Regions from separate parts of the Homo sapiens genome. Here region 1 is linked to region 2. Evidence: chromatin loops called from intact Hi-C (ENCODE). Cell type or tissue: IMR-90. All regions are shown on one strand. Each heading gives the region's core, and the rest is flanking DNA. Links, peaks and the distances in the headings are about the cores only.

Region 1 (2,918 bases), core at 186-2,685, 81 kb before region 2:
TAAAATAAAGAGACTGGTAGAGTGAATAAAAATTTCTAAATGACCCAATTATATGCCATCCATAAGAAACTCACTTGAAACATAACAAATAGGTTGAAAATAAAAGGATAAAAAATAGACACCATGTAAATGCTAATCAAAAATAAGTGGAACTAAATAATAAAACATTCAGATATACAAACAGGTATAATAAAGTATAAAGAAAAGCAAGAGAATAATAACCCAAAATTAAGTGGTTACCTTAGAGAGGAGTGAGAATGGAAAGGCATCAGGTAGGAACATTCAAATAATCTCAAAGTTAACGGTAAGGTTTGTTTCTTAAACTTGATAATTGACACACCGGTGTATAGGGCATCTTTATTTTTTAGAGTGTGTATACATCTTACAAATTCATTTTTATATGTTCAATATTTAATAAAATACTTTGAAGATCTTAAAATAATAAACTATGATACATGTGTGTGATGTATAGAATCTCATGCAGCCTTAAACCTTTTTTCAGACATTCTTCTAAACTGGGGGTGGAAACACAAATTGTTACAGTAAATTCCTCCTACCTGCAGCTAGTTGCCATTCTTCAATGGGAATATGTAAGTTTCTTAATTGTTTGTTGTTTCAAGCAGGGATGGTGGAAACTAAGGGTGCAGGATAAGAGGAGGATCAGGAAAAGATTTATGGCGGATGCTCCACTGAAGCTGAGCCTTAGAGGATAACTAAAACTTGGGTTCATAAAGATGAGAGTGAGGAAGATATTCCAGGCAGAGAGCCACAAGGACAAAGGCTTGGAGGCAGTAACCAGTGGGTTATATGTGAAGGACAGGGAGAAGCCTACATGGGTTGTAATGTACAAATGAAGGGCCGTATTGAGAAATAGAGTTGGAAAGGTAGATGGTTTACTACTTCTTCCCAGTTTCCTTTCTTTTTTTGAGATGGAGTCTCCCTCTGTTACCCAGGCTGGAGTGCAATGGTTGCGATCTCAGCTCACTGCAACCTCCACTTCCCGGGTTCAAGCAATTCTCCCTGCCTCAGCCTCCTGAGTAGCTGGGATTACGGGCACCCACCACCAGGCCTGGCTAATTTTTGTGTATTTCGTAGAGACAGGATTTTTGCCATGTTGGCCAGGCTGGTCTCGAACTCCTGACCTCAGATGATCCACCCGCCTCAGCCTCCCAAAGTATTGTAATTACAGGCATGAGCCACCGCGCCCGGCCTTATTCTCCTCTTCTTTTCTACCTAACACCTCTTCACTAACCAAATGAAGTTCTGCCAGAGCTAATGAAATTCAAAAGGCCAACTCCTAAAACTAGCTTTCAGGAATAGTACAAAATGTTTTCTGGCAATAAAAACAGCAACTAGAAATCACATTGAATTGGGGAGACAGTCAGCAAGTGAAGATTAATCATACCTGTGGGCAGCCCCTCCTTGCTTCCTGCACATGGACCACCCTTGCCTCCCTGCTCATCCTCCCACACACTCAGGGGATACAGCTGGCTCTGTGGGAGTCATGGAGCCCTAAGCTTCCCTCTCAGTGGCTGCTCTCAGCATCCATAAGTCGCTCTTCTGCGGCAGGAAGAGGCAGGCAGCCAAAAGATTGGGTTTCCCACTTGCCAAGAAGGCCCAGGCCCCAAAGCCACAGGCTGAGTTGCTCACAGGCAGCAAAGCAAAGGATTTTGTCTGCTGAAGGAAGGCCTTGACCACCTTTTCTCCAACCACAGCACATGCCAGAGATTCAGACGACTGATCTGACCTCATCAAATCCTGAGTCATGCTATATGAGTGGTGACACTGTCTGACCAATTACTTTGAATTTTTAAAGAAAGCAAGATTTTCCACTCTATGGAGGTCATTCTCATGTGGATAAAGCATTTCACATCTTTTTAGGAGGGCAGCTCTGAAGTGGGGACCTCCCACACATTCGGTCTCATCTGCTGCTGTCCTTCTTCCAGATCGAGTGTCCTGTAACTCCATATCCCACCCAATGGGAATGCCCAAAGCAATATTCAGTGTAAAGCCATGTGTTGATTCAAATAAACAAATGCAAGTTTGGGCCATGTGAATAGACTCTCTGCCTTAAGGGTGGTCTCATTATACCCTTTTATGGGTATAATGCCACTCCTTTCACAAACATTTATAGAGCCATTATTATGTGCCGTTCCCAGTCTCATTCAGTTCTGTGCTCCACCGTGTCGTAAAACATGGGGTTCCAGGTCTACTTTGTGACCTGCTCACATTCAACTGGAGAGAAATTGAGAAATGGGAGGCATGAGACTCCATCAGGAGAGCTTGTGCCCCTGATACAGTTTAGATGTTTTGTCTCCTCCAAATCTCATGCTGAAAGGTGATCCCCAGTGTTGGAGGGGGGGCCTAGTGGGAAGTGTTTGGGTCACTGGGGGCAGATTCCTCATGAACGGCTTTGTGCTCTTTTTGTGGTCATGAGTTCACATGAGATCTGGTTGTTAAAAAGAGTCTGGGATCTCCTCTCTCTCTCTTGCTCCCTCTCTTGCCATGTGACACAACTGTTCCCTCTTCATCTTCCATCATGAGTAAAAGCTTCCTGAGACCTCACCAGAAGCCGAGTAGATGCTGGTCCCATGCTTGTATAGCTTGCAGAATGGTAAGCCAAATAAACCTCTTTTCTTTAAAAATTACCCAGTCTCAGGTATTCCTTTATAGAAATGCAAAATGGACTAACACAGCCCCCAACCTTATCTTTTCTCTGGGTCTGTGCTATCAATGGAGAATCACACCACTGGTATGCACAGTTCAAGGCTGGAGAGGTACCAGGGTAGCTGTTTACTGGGCATGGGGGCAGTGATTAGAGAACTACAGGTGTTCACATACATGCATTTATGGCCCCTAGTGGTGATGAACAGTGCTGAGAGTGGTACAAGAAAGAGAATCCTAGCTGGCAGCCAGGA
Region 2 (2,918 bases), core at 291-2,790:
GGTCTCAACATGGAACTTGAGGGCACACCTAGGGTCACTCCCCATGATACACTACAGTATTGCTCAATCTCCAATCTTACTGATTCAATTCTAGCCAACAAAAATTCATGAAGGATTTCTGCCTGAGAGGTTAAGTTACGGGTGAAGTGTTCTGGCCCCAGATTCAGAGTGGCTGGCTCTCCTACTTACCAGCTGTGCAACACTGGGTAAGTTAATCTCTCCATGTCTCAGTTTCTACTCCAGTAAAACTCAGATAATGATGGTACCTGGCTTACAGGTTATACGTGAGAATTACATTGGTTAATGCATGAAAAAGAATGCTTAGAAGAGTGTCTGGCACATAGTACGTGCTCAATAAATGTTAGCTATGCTAATGATGGTATTTTAACCCTGGAGACATAACTTGGGATAAGTTTTCCTGCCCTCAGGGAGCTTATGGTCAAGCATGGTAGACAGAGGTAAACACACCATACAATTCAGAGTGACAAGTGCTGTAAGAGAGGAAGTACTAACTCATGTGCTCCACTGGACAAATCAGTCCACCTCTCCAAGCTTTCATTTACCTGTAAAATGAGGGAGAAGGAAGAACTAGCATTTAGCAGTATGAGCCAAGCCCTGGGCTGAACATGGGGGATGCGGATATTAAAATCATATGTGTATACCCACAGCATCTGTATTTGAGGGGCTCATAGTTAAGTGGAAGAGAGACAAATATTTAAAAATTAGAATGCAGCAATGCAAGGCAGAGATACATACAAGAGACCCAAGCAGTCTTGACAATTATTATTCTTATTGACGTAGTTCTAGACAGGATGCTCAGTGCTTAACCACACAACTCCACTTAATCTGCACAGGAAGCCTGAGAGATGGGTAATATTTTAGCCCTCTTTTTAACCTATGAAGGAATGGAGGCCCAAAGTGGTGCAATGACTTTCCAAAGACATGCAGCTGGGAAGCGAACAGTGTCCACACTGAGTTGTCTGATCCCAGAGCCAGCACTCAGAACCATGATCTCCTCCTGCTTCTCTCAAATACGTTGTCTCGTTCTATTTAATCTTCTAAACAACTCTGAGAGGGAGCTAGTAATCCTATAGAGAAAACTGAGGCTTCACGAGGGCAAAGTGGCTTAGCTGAGGATGGTAAGTAGCAGCGAGGGCTTTGAAATCACTATTCGGCACATCATGCAGGACCCCTGGACCTGGGGTTTAGGGTACAATTTCTTGGAGGGACCTCCAGGCTCCAGATGCAATGTTTATAAAAAGTCCCAAAGGGGCTGTAGGCTAACCTGAACTTCCTTTGTCGCAAACCCTAGGAATGCTGTTTTATTCAGGTTTTACACGTGCCTAATACACGGTTTTCTTTATAAAGTCAAAAAACATTGAATTCATACTCTGACCACAGTGTTTTTATGGTTTTTCCCCTCTTAGAATGTACATTTTGAAAACTGAAAACCCCCTCGTATTTTGCAATAAGCTCAATATTTGAGCAACTGCAAGTGTTGACTTGTTAGCATTATTAACATTGACATCTCGTGGCCACTTTGGAAAACTGCAAGATCAAATTGGCAGGACAGAAACCAGGCCTCCTTCCAGGTTGCAAAACCTCTTCAAGGTTCATCAGTCTCGACTTCTCAGCAGACACTGTCACCAGAGGGGGATCTGTTCAGAATTTGCCTCTGTCTAACCCCTGGGTTTAGGTGGGTCCCTTCTCCTATCTGGGCCTATCTTCCTCACCTGTAAAATGACCGGGGAAGCCAAATCAGCTGGTCCTTGTAGGTTCTGACACTCTATGGTTCTGTCATTGCCATCCAATCAGATGAAAGGAAAATGGTATCTCATTGCTGTCTTCATTTGAACATGTTTTGAAATGTTTATTGGATCCTCGAATTACTTCTTTTAGAGTTGCCAGTTTAAGCCTTTGCCTTATTTTTCTAATGGGGTGTTTACAGTTTTATCTTGCATTTGTAGGAGTTCCTTATATATTAACCAATTGACTTCTCTGCGACATCATCTCCCCATAGGAATTGAACCCAGTAATTTAGCCAGGCTCTCCTTACGCCAAGTCTTCAAGATAACTGAATTTATATTGAATTATTATCAAATATAGAAATACTTATAAATAGTTGTAGTTCTTTTTTTTTTTTTTCTTTTGAGACAGGATCTTGCTCTGTTGCCCAAGGTGGAGTTCAGTGTCATTACCATAGCTCACTGTAACCTCTAACTTCTGGGCACAAGTGATCCTCCCACCTCAGCCTCCCAAGTAGCTAGGACTACAGGCATGTGCCGCCACACCTGGCTAATTTTTTTTAATTTTTTGTAAAGATGGGTTCTATGTTGCACAGACTGATTTCAAATTCCCAAAGTACTAGGAGTACAGGCATGAGCTACACCGGGGCCTACACAGTTGCTCTTAAAAACAAAGCTATTTTCTTTTGAAACAGCTACAGACAAATAAGGAGACGTTGAGTGTATTTACTAATGGAAAAAACAGTGTCTCTATTATTTTTTGCCTTTGAAGGGATATTGGGGAAAAAAATCTGCCAAAACCCATTAATCAGACTTCAGCTTTGTTCTCCTCAGGTTTAAGCCTTTGGGGGCTTTCACCAACTGTAATTTCAGACTCACAAATGACCTCCTTCAATTACCTCATACCCCTCACTCCCAGACTAACCTTCCTTTCCTGTCCTATCTCTCCCTTGCTCAAAAATATGTGGTGGCTCCCAAATGCTCCATATATTAATATAGACTGCCACACTCTGACCCCTCTACCTCCTTCAATGTCTCATCTCCCTTCTGACCCTCTCTGCAGTGGAAGCCTTAAAGGTAGGAACACATTTACTCCCCACTGGATCCCCAGTGTCTACCTCAAGACCTGGTATAAAATAGTCAATGATGTCTGCTGGATCTGGTTGAATGCAA

Evidence for each region. Hi-C counts contacts between places; a loop is a spot of excess contacts. Peaks named below come from ENCODE experiments on the same cell type or tissue, not always from the same donor. Only the 100,000 strongest peaks of a DNase experiment are listed, where the experiment ranks them.
Region 1: a loop joins it to region 2, with 8 times the contacts of the local background. A loop is called at or near these places in 5 of 110 quality-filtered maps.

What each region holds. Positions count from the first base shown.
Region 1 is chr15:81,234,967-81,237,884 of GRCh38, reverse strand. All of the region lies in intron 2 of IL16 (interleukin 16), which reads right to left. Among named protein-coding and RNA genes, the nearest start is that of IL16, 40 kb to the right of the region's middle. In IMR-90, for the core only: no CTCF peak of the experiment used is centred there; a DNase peak (open chromatin) is centred at 1,654; H3K27ac peaks cover 492 bases.
Region 2 is chr15:81,154,432-81,157,349 of GRCh38, reverse strand. No RefSeq gene overlaps it. Among named protein-coding and RNA genes, the nearest start is that of CFAP161, 22 kb to the right of the region's middle. In IMR-90, for the core only: a CTCF peak has its summit at 1,531 (motif pointing left); a DNase peak (open chromatin) is centred at 1,519; H3K27ac peaks cover 295 bases.